Regions from separate parts of the Mus musculus genome. Here region 1 is linked to region 2. A link is a loop called in an ENCODE intact Hi-C map of the cell type or tissue named here. Cell type or tissue: left cerebral cortex. All regions are shown on one strand. Each heading gives the region's core, and the rest is flanking DNA. Links, peaks and the distances in the headings are about the cores only.

Region 1 (5,372 bases), core at 321-5,320, 120 kb before region 2:
TCTTCCCAGGTGTGTGGAATGGAGATTATCCCAAAATGCCAGCTGTCTGTCCTTGCTGTCCTGCATGCCAAATTCTTCCAGAGTGACTCTGCCATGTCTTTCCAGGCCTGCTGTTGTCCTCCATGGATTTGGGCCAGCCCAAGCGTCATGACAGTTGCCCCGCTGGGGACAGGGATGGAGCACTACCACCAGGTGCTCCTGGCCTGAGCCCTTCTATGCTTTCCTCTGCAGGACAGCCCATCCAGTTTGCTCACTCCATCTGTGAGGCAGGCGTGGCTGAGCTCCACATCCAGGATGCCCTGCCAGAGGACCGTGGCACCTACACCTGCCTGGCTGAGAATGCCATGGGGCAGGTGTCCTGCAGCGCCACTGTCACCGTCCAAGGTAGGATCTTTCAAGCACACTGCTAGATGTATTTCCCCTACCGACGACTGTCTGCATTGAAGAAAGAATGTTTATAGACCGTAGGATGGCTGGCCCAGATCCAAGGAGCTGAACTGGAATCTAAGTGGAATTGTGGTTTCTGGCAGGCAGCTGCAGAGCAGAGGGGCTCCTGGACCATCTAGGGACAAAGCACGGGTTGCAGAGAAAGTCTTGAGCATAGGCACGCAGCAGCACAGCTAACATCCCAACACTAGGGAACATGAGAAAATCCTGATTTCCAGGCCAACCTGAGATATATAGAAAGCAAGACCCTGACAAATAAAAGGAAGGAAAAAAGAAAGGAAAGCAGGAAGAGGAGAGAGGGGAAGTCCCTGACCTGACCCTCATGGCAGGCAGATGGAAGAGATGGTCTCTGGCAATCCTCAGTAATCCAAGGGATTGGAGGGATCCCTTGACCCCACTGGCTCATGGACACTGCAAGACTTTAGGAGGGTATTCACGTGTCATTGCTATGCAAGGTCTCACAAATGGCTCTGTGCCCTCAGGAACTAGTGGTGAAGCAGATTCTGAGACTCCTGAAGAATCACTGGGTATTCCTCACCTACCCGACCCAGCCCTTCCCCCATCCACGCTTGTTTTCTACCATCACCAGCCTGTTGCCAAGCAATCTGATTATCACAGTCATTCATTGATCCCCCAGCACTTAGTCGCCAGGGATCTGCAGGCATTGTGTAGGCTGGAGACTGACCCTGCTGGGCTGTGGGTGGTTATGGTGCCTGTTTCTAGGAAAGGAAGGTGTCCAGGCCCGCAGGTAAGCTTGGTCCCACCTTTCCTTAGCTTGTGCCTCCAGCTCCTGAGAGTGACTGTGCCTTCTGAATGCTTAGACTGGGTAGAGTGTGCCTGCCTTCCCTGTCAGCCAAGCAGAAAACGACACCTCATTTCTTTTGTCCTCACATAATTCAGGCCTCACAGAAGAGCCCTCTTGGAGTATGAACAGCCACATTCTGGGTGGCTGCATGAGATGGGGTGACAGAAAAGGGACACAATGCCTTCTGCCTACCCTCATGAGCTGTACCACCTCACAGAGACCCTTAGGGCTCAGGGCGCAGTGTTGACCCTGTTTTATACAGAACGGTCTAATGGCCTTGACGTCAGTGAAACTTGGACAGCACAGGGTAATAGGTAAAGCTGGCTTCTGAGCCCAGGTCCTGGGACAGAGGCCTAGGTCACCCCATAACTGGCCTTTCTCAGAGGACTCCTCCCATGACCCGAAGTCAGAGGCTGGCCGCAAGAGAAAGAGAGCTGTCCTTCCCTAGGGCTCAGGGGAATTCTCTAACAGAGAATGTGGTCCATGGCTGCCCTGTGCATCCATCTGCCAGGAGAGACTTGGATTTCTCTGAAGAAATGCCTCTGTGTGGAGTCATGTGTGAACCAGTCTGCCCCTTCCTTCCAGGAAGCCTTCTACACTGGGGTCAGAGCTAGCAGTGGCCTGTGAGATCTTTTCTGGTCCACACATGAAACCAACTTATCTCCATAGTTCTCATGGCATGGCTTGGGGGCCTCAGGGGACATAGTATGAGACTTCCAGGGAAGCACAGTTCACAGCCTGGTCTTGGAAGCCCAGGGCAGTGGCTTTCCCCTTTTTCCCAGAGGCTAGACAGTCTGCAGTGGGCAAGAAAGTACGAATGATATAGGCTGGGCCTCCTTACCCAGTCTTGTGTGGACAGCTTCCTCTGATAGTCAGCTAATCCGCTGTCTGCCTCCAACTGTTTGTGTTTAAGTTGGATTAGAGGCTCAGCTAACAGTCTCTCTGTGTCTCTCTGTTTCTCTCTCTCTCTCTTTCTCTTTCTCTCTCTCTCTCTCTCTCTCTCTCTCTCTCTCTCTCTCTCTCTGTGTGTGTGTGTGTGTGTGTGTGTGTGTGTGAGAGAGAGAGAGAGGGAGAGGGATAGAGACGGAGGGAGGGAGGGGAGAGAGAGGTGGGGAGAGAGGGGGAGGGAGAGAGAGAGTTAGGTAAGGGGTCTTCAGATGAAGGATAGAGAACTCTGAGGTGTTCACCTGATGCTGGGGTGTTGGGAAGGCTGGGGAGGGTTGCATGGTTGCCCATCTAAGTATGTCTTAAAGAAAAAGGAGAAAAGCTGCCACGTAGCTCCATCAGGACCCCTGGATCTGCTGTCAGCAGCCCAGTGAGTGAGTGCCCTCCTGGGTGGGGGATCTGCTGGCCTGGCCAAGCCAGACTGAGGCTCAGAACCATAAATGGAAAATAAGACAGACACAACCACTTGGGCCCAATGCAGACTTCCCTGCACAGGGCTGGCAGAGGAAGCCTGGCACAGTGACATTTCTGGCTCCCTGCCCCAAGGTGCTTTAGAGGTTCCAAGCATTATCTTGCAACCATCACCAGTGTTGGAGTTACTCTGACTTTCTTAGCAGCTGCTCTGGCTCCAGACCCCTGGGAGTTGCTAGGGGACATATTCCCACCTGCTTCATTTGCTGCTCTGTCCTGCCCTAAAGCTACCCAGGTCCCGTTCTGTCCCTCTCCGTGTGGCATGGTGGAAAGTGTGATTCCAAAGCCAGCTGCCTGACCTGAATTCCATTCACCACTTCCTAGTCCTGACACCGGGGTGTCAACTCTCCAGGCACCACCTTCCTCTGTGTGACATGGGAGCCCTGGCACATGAGGACTAAATAGACGGATGGCGCCTTGTCCACAGACCATGGAATGTTCCATATGTGCCGTGATGCTGGGTGTCCAAACTTTAAACAAGAATGTCCCAGGAAGTGGTTTTACGAAAAAATCAACCTCTTGATTATCTGTCTGATAGGTAAAGAACAGGTGGGATTGGAAGTTCAAGGTCAGCCTGGGCTACACAGCTCCAAACGTGAGAAACATGAGCAATTGATTGAGACCAACTTCAGGCCATGGGCTCCTGTGTTGCACCTCAAGACTCTGACCACAAGATGTCGCAGTGCGGCAATGCATTACCTTCCACTTGCCGGGTTTTTCCCCCTGTGAGGAGCTGATTCTGCAGCTGCCATGCCCCCTCCACACACACACACACACACACACACACACACACACACACACACACACACACACACCACCCCCTCGTTCTTTCGAGACTTGAGCGCAAATTCTATGCTGAACGTGGACCACTCTGCTTGTCTCTGTAGTTGTACTCTGAAAGCCTACCTAGCTCCCACAAACGATGCCACTTTCTTCCAGAAGCCTTCCCTATTCACCTCAGAATAAACCCTGTTAACACTCTGCGTCCCTTGTTGCACTGACTTACTTTTTGCTAAGTACCTGCATTCATCTGGTCTGGGGACACTGTAAGACACAGGTCAGACAAAGGCCCCACCCTTACCATCCCTCCTTCTGATGGCGACGGAGCTAGCTTAACGACACATGCCAATTCATGCTCTTGAGGAAATGAATAGAGGTCAGTGCTTGCTTGCCATCCTTATACCCCTGTGCTGGATGATGTTCTAGGCAGGCGACAGGCAGCACAGCCAGTGCTCAGACCCTGGGGTGGGAGCAGCACCAGCCTACTCGAGATGCCCACGGTGGCTGGAGCCAGGTGAACAATGGCAGGACATTGCTGGAGGGAGTTGTGCCCTGCAGGCCCTCGTGGGTTCAGGAATTAACTGATTGCTTGTTTAAGCATCTGCAGTCTTCCTGTAGGGAGACCCGTTGTCCTCCTGTTGTTGTATTTAGCACAGGGCCTGTCCTGTGAGCCCTTGTGAGCAGGTGAGCAGTGACAGAGAGCAATGAGGTGGACAAGTCTTCCCTACATGCAGGGAGGCATTACCTCAACTTCCCCAGTCCTCAAAGATCTCAGTGCTCTCTTATGGTTTTAAGAGACCTGCGAATTAGCTCTCAACAGCCCCTCATCAAATATACCTGTTTCCCCATCACTAACCAGGCAACATAGCCTTCCCTCCCCATCCAAATGGATGAATCTAAGTTCCTGCAGTGTTCTGGAAGATCTAAAAACAGTTAATAACTCTGTATTATCAGGTCTGAGTCCTGGGCAGGGAACTTCCTTGGGCTAGGATATTTTCAAATTACACCCCCACACATATACACACAGTATCTGTGTCAAGGCTAAATTCTCTTTTTTTGACGGGGGTGGGGGTGGGGGCTTGGTTTTTTGAGACAGGGTTTTTCTGTGTAGCCCTGGCTGTCCTGGAACTTACTCTGTAGACCAGACTGGCCTCGAACTCAGAAATCTGCCTGCCTCTGCCTCCCGAGTGCTGGGATTAAAGGTGTGCGTGTGCGCCACCACTGCCCGGCCAAGGCTAAGTTCTTAAGCAACAAGATGAATTACTAGTCTGCTAATTGTACCTATTTTGACATGGTTCCTCGACTAATGGTTTGTTTGTTTAACTAAAGGCATGCTGAGCCTGTAAAGGGTACCTAAGGACATAAACCATGGATTAGGTTAAAAAAAAAATCTGATGTGAAATATGTTTTATGAAGACATTTGCTAGAGAAGAGTTCCTAATGAGGAAAACAGGGCCCTTAAAAGCAACCAAGTTCTTGACTCTGAACACCTAGGCATGTGGCCACTCCCAGCCTCCTCCTCCTCCTCCTCCTCCTCCTCCTCCTCTTCTGCTCATACCAACTCTGGGTGTGTCATTTGGACCTTATATCATCTGTCTGCTGCTGGCCTAAGTCACGGATGCTGCCCTCTGGCAGACGAACACACTGGTCACCTTTCTAACCCTTTCACTCCAGAGAGTCCTTGAAGGAGGAGAAGCAGCATTGTCTGTATGTAGCCTGCTGTTTAAAGCTATCCTGAGAACCTCGGTCTGCCCGAGCATCTGCTCAGGCTTTGAAACTTAAGCTAAGCAGCGAGCTAAGGGGAGTCGGTGTCTCCCCAGCTTTTCATTGTCTACAGGCTGGGGCCTTCACACTGGGAGGAGGTGTGCAGGCCACGATGTGTGCTTCTGGCTCAGAGCTCAGAACTGGAGCCTTGCTTTACTGA
Region 2 (5,372 bases), core at 150-5,149:
GAGTTGGCTACAATTAGAAGAGAAAGATAATATGTTACAAAAATGCTGGTTCCTTCTGCTCTCTGAACAGGACACACAGCTTAACTGACGTCAATCACCCTCTAGCTACTTGGGCAACTGTGTACAGGGGTAAAGATACCTGGTACCTGGTAGAGGCTAAAGTTACCGAGGACCAGGACATATCATTTGGATCCAGCAGGAAGAGATGGTCATAAGATAGCAAATGACCAGAGACAAATTATCCGTAAGAACAGGCCTGACAAGTGAGGCCCAGGTTCACATTAACCTGATCAAACCTGGCGCTGGATGCCCACACGGATTGTGCGCCGGAAGTTGGGAGGAAATTACCCCTATCCAAGATGGCGGCTACGGAGACGAGCGCCTGGAGCGTCTTTGCCCTCATCCAAGATGGCGGCCCCCGTGGGCGCTGTCCCGGCTCCGCCCCGTGCCGCGGCCCCGCCTCTCCCTCGTCCCTTCCTCCGCCCCCTCGTAGAGCCCAGTTGGGTCTGAGGTGCAGGCGCGAGGGGAGCGGGGTTGCGGGCGCTTGACATGGCGGCAGCGGCGGCGACTGCAGCGACCAAGGGGAATGGGGGCGGCAGTGGCCGAGTCGGGGCTGGCGACAGCAGCGGCGCGCGGAAGAAGAAGGGCCCCGGGCCTGTGGCCACGGCGTACCTGGTCATCTACAATGTGGTGATGACGGCGGGGTGAGGCTGGAGCTCCCTCCCCGGGGAGGCGGGGAGCGAGCTCTGTGACCGGCGGGGTCGGACCCGCAGCCCGGGGCGGCCGCGGGGCGAGCATGGGGCAGGCTGGCCGCAGAGCTGCCTGGTCAGGGCCGCGGCGGGGCGAGCGGGCGGGCGGGCGAGCGGGCGGGCCACAGGTGCGGCGCGGCGCGGCGCGGAGGCCAGCCCCGGGCGGCCGGTCAGCACTTCCCCAGCCCGGCGAGGAAGCCCGCCTGGCTGCGGAGATCATTCATTTAGGCGGCCGCTTTCAAAACCCAGGCGGGAGCGTTCGTCTGGGAGGCGGTAGGAACGTGGTCGAAGTTTTCCGCCAGCCGCCCGAGCCGGAGCGGTCCGAGACCGGGGCGGAGACTTTGGAGGGGGATTACTTAGATTTTCTTGGGGCAAGTTGAGATAGGGAGAGAATCGACTCTGGGGATGGTGTCTACCCCATTTCAAGTCTGTCTCTTCATAGCAGGGCTTTTAGTTCCAGTTCTCACACAACTCGCCCTGGGACTTTGAAGAAACCTGCTTCTTTCTCTGGGTCTCTAGTGGGTTTGGTTTTTTTTTTTTTTTGTTTGTTTTTGTTTTTTTGTTTCCCCCCCAGTTAGGTAGAGTTGGGCTAGGTGAATCCAGTTTCGCAATCCGGTGGTTTTGGTGAGCTGGATCACCATATAAATTTAAATTGTCAGGAAATTCCTAAGTCGTAAAACTTCTTAGGTGCAATTTCTCCTGCCTTCTGTTCTCCCTTCCCTTTTCTCTTTCTTTTCCCGTTTTTTTTTTTTTTTTTTTTTTTTTTCTTTTTTCTTTTTGACCAGAACTCATTATGTAGTCCTGGCTCGCCTGGAACTTGTGATTCTCCTGCCTCAATCTTGTGACTGTTGGAATCAGGGGCCTGTGCCACACCACTCTTGACTCCCTAGCAAGCATTCATCCGTTTGTTTACTGGTGCTGGCGATTGAACTTAGGGCCTCACACTTGCTTGTACTCTACTACTGTGCTAGCACTATGGCTTTTTTTTTTTTTTTGTAAGACTTTCAAGTATACAGAAAAAATTTAAAACTGTATTTTGAAAATCCATTCTTAATTATCTTTTACAGTAGGAAATACGTTGGCAGGGATCAAAACTTAAAATATACACAAAATGCATATATACGGTGAAACCCTGTTTCAAATCACTTTACTTGAATCAGCTAATTTTGTATGTTCCTCAGATGCTGGTATTAGCACAGGCCAATAATACACACTTGCACAAACGTTGTAAGCCTAAAGAAATTATGTTGCTTTTTAATGAAGAAATAGGCTTGGAGGGTGGTAGGCTGATTGTTAGTATTGCAGATAGGAGGTGTTGAAACAACATGCCCTCAGGCTGGGCATGGTGGATCTCTGAGTTAAAGAACAGCCTGGTCTCCAGAGCAAGTTTCAGGATAGCCAGGGCTACACAGTGTAATCCTGTCTCAAAGAAAAACAAAACCAAAAAGACAAAAAAGAAAAAGAAAAGAAAGGAACACAGGCTTGCATGTGATTATACAAGTTCTCAAAATCCCTGGATCTAAACTTAAGTCAATAAAGAACTATTGCAGCTACAAGTTGTTGTTCTCATAAATGTCCCCAGATTATTATTTTTTTAGGAGAACATTTAGAACTCTCTCTATACACATATATGTACGATTCCTGTTCTAGCAAAGATGTTGGTAGAAGCATTGTATTGAAGAGCGATGTCACAGTCCTCTAATGAGGAAAGACCTCCTTTCTGGGCGATGAACACAAGAATGAGGAGTAGGGTCTTACTTATGTATGTATGGGAGTATTCTGTTGCTGTCTTCAGACCCACCAGAAGAGGGCATCAGGTCTCATTCCAGGTGGCTGCGGGCCACCATGTGGCTGCTGGGAACTGAACTCTGGAAGAGCAGGTCAGTGCTCTTAACCACTGAGTCATCTCTCCAGCCCAGAAATCGGAATTTTGAGAGGGAAGTTAATGCTTTAATCAACTTGAACATTAATTTGTTACTGCCCATGCTGGCCAGTTAAGCTAGTAAGGAATTTATTTCTTCTGTTATAAACCCTTATTTAATGTCCCTCTATGATAGTTTGTAGGTGTAGAACATATATACTGTTGCCTAGTTGAGTGTGTACATTTAGTTGAATCTGCTCTTTCTGAGATGGGCCTTAATGACCAGGTTCCATTTGCTTCCTTATAAAATTTAACAGGAAGCCACAAGGCCTAATATTAATTTTTTGAGGAGGAAGGTCAAGCAGAAAGGTAAGACCCACAACTGGATGTCCTGGTGCTTTCTGGTTTCGTGGGTTTCTAATCAATACACTTATTGATCTCTTCTCATTTGGTCTTGAGAAATTGAAAACTATCCATTTTCAAAGGCAACTTTTATTCATATTTTGTATGTAATTTAAATAAGATCACGATATACGGACCTGTCCCACTGAGGCACTTGTATAAAATAGTTTAAAGTATTTTTCCCGTCTAAATATTATTAAAGACCCTTTAACAGCATAAATCAATTAAAATTGAGCCCCTCGTTCCATTAGACTTTCTGGGACCTGATTTCACTGCACAAAGACCATAATAACTTATTCCCTTTGCATTGGCCTTGTTCTCAGCAGACAGGTTTATCAGAGAGCCGAGTTCTAGACAAGTGAGCTGCCACCACGTAATTTTATTTTACAGGATGTTGTAGGTAGTGTAACACTTATTTGTGCTACAGTGTGGTCTTTGTGAAGGACAGTGATTTTTATACCACACTTGAAATAATCCACATGCAAAAAAGGAAGGTTTGTTTTGGTGCAAAGTTTGGTGATTGCGTCCCACAGTTGAGGGCCTCCTTACACTGGGTCAGTGACACAGCAGGAACAGAACTGTTCACCTCATGACCATGCCACAGAAGAGGGAAGGAAAGAGGCCCAGGGTCCCAGAGGCTCTGTCAGGGCATGTCCCTGATGACTTAAATACATCTCACTAGGTCTCAGCTCTTAACGGTGCCACCTCACAATAATGTTACTCGGCACCATGCCCTTCATGTGGGCAGCACACCACAGCACTTGGTAAATCTCGGGTCTTTTTCAATCTTTTGAACATGCTCTGCTATTCCTATGTCTTTATTGTCTTGAGTCCAGCGTACTCTTGCTTTCCTCTTCTAATTGTACTTTGTTTTTTACTAGGTGGCTGGTGATAGCAGTTGGGCTGGTGAGAGCATACCTGGCTAAGGGGAGCTACCATAGCCTTTATTATTCAATAGAAAGGCCTTTGAAGTTCTTCCAGACAGGAGCCTTACTGGAGGTACGTTTGAGATTTTTGTCACTAATTCCAAATGTTATAAGTAGAAAATATGATACTTATAACCATTACTAAGTATGATAAAATATGCTGAAATAGCCCTATCCTTATTGGATTTGCTTTAAATTTGGAAATTTTGTTTTATGAAATTGATGGTCTTTGAAATATGAAGGAAAAAAGTTAAAATTCCATTTAATGTATTGCTTGGAATATGTTTTATCTCCAGCTTTAAAGGAAATCAAATGATGCAAACTTCTTTTAGAATTTTGAGAGATTCTAGAAGTGCCCTGGTAAGGTGTTGACAGGCTCAGATACTTTCAGGGTCCATATAGCAGGAACGGTGAGCATATTTGGTGGAGGTGGTGTATTGATGATAATAGACAGGAGATTGAGCTGAACCTGCCTGAGGCATCCACATTATTGAAGGCTTTGGAAAGACACTAGAGATTCGCAGTGAGTTTGGTGGTTCCGTGCTTGCCTCGGTCCTCTTTCCTGAGTCAGTGTAGTTTGCGTTGTAAGTGCAGCTGAGAGAAATCCAACTCAAACAATTTTAGGAATAAAGGGATGTCTTGGTCAGGGTTTCTATTCCTGCACAAACATATGACCAAGAAGCAATTTGGGGAGGAAAGGGTTTATTTAGCTTACATTTCCACATTGCTGTTCATCACTGAAAGAAGTCAGGACTGGAACTCAAGCAGGTCAGGGAGCAGGAGCTGATGCAGAGGCCATGGAGGAATATTCTTTACTGGCTTGCTTCTCCTGGCTTGCTCAGCCTGCTCTCTTATAGAACCCAAGACTACCAGCCCAGAGATGGTCCCACCCACAAGGGGCCTTTCCCCCTTGATCACTAACTGAGAAAATGCCTTTCAGCTGGATCTCGTGGAAGCATTTCCTCAACTGAAGCTCCTTTCTCTGTGATAACTCCAGCTGTGTCAAGTTGACACAAAACTAGCCAGTACAATTGACCCCTTGTCAACTTGACACACAAACACATCACTAGTAAGCCTCAACCCTTACATTCTTATTCATCCCCAAGGTCTAAATAACTTTTTTTTTTTAATTTTTTTGTTTGTTTGTTTGTTTTTTGAGACAGGGTTTCTCTGTGTAGTCCTGGCTGTCCTGGAACTCACTCTGTAGACCAGGCTGGCCTCGAACTCAGAAATCCGCCTGCCTCTGCCTCCCAAGTGCTGGGACTAAAGGCGTGCGCCACCACGCCCGGCTCTAAATAACTTTAAACGTCCCAGTCTTTACATATTCTTAAAATTTCAATCTCTTTAAAATATCCATCTCTTTTAAAATCCAAAGTCCTTTTACAATTAAGTCTCTTAACTGTGGGCTCCACTAAAATAGTTTCTCCCTTCAAG

Evidence for each region. Peaks named below come from ENCODE experiments on the same cell type or tissue, not always from the same donor. Only the 100,000 strongest peaks of a DNase experiment are listed, where the experiment ranks them.
Region 1: it touches region 2 in a loop (2.6-fold over the local background); 1 of 42 quality-filtered maps calls a loop at or near these places.

What each region holds. Positions count from the first base shown.
Region 1 is chr16:34,899,130-34,904,501 of GRCm38, forward strand. Mylk (myosin, light polypeptide kinase) reads left to right here. Exons shown (of 32, transcript NM_139300.3): 11 at 232-384. Among named protein-coding and RNA genes, the nearest start is that of 1700119H24Rik, 38 kb to the right of the region's middle. In left cerebral cortex, for the core only: CTCF peaks have their summits at 337, 549 and 3,326 (motif pointing right); DNase peaks (open chromatin) are centred at 443 and 3,341.
Region 2 is chr16:35,021,932-35,027,303 of GRCm38, forward strand. It overlaps Hacd2 (3-hydroxyacyl-CoA dehydratase 2), which reads left to right and starts at 490. Exons shown (of 7, transcript NM_023587.2): 1 at 490-704; 2 at 3,894-4,011. The coding sequence starts at 550. It overlaps LOC105246106 (a long non-coding RNA gene), which reads right to left and starts at 414. Exons shown (of 5, transcript XR_876048.3): 1 at 140-414; 2 at 1-7. In left cerebral cortex, for the core only: a CTCF peak has its summit at 2,548 (motif pointing right); DNase peaks (open chromatin) are centred at 411 and 942; H3K4me3 peaks cover 1,412 bases; H3K27ac peaks cover 933 bases.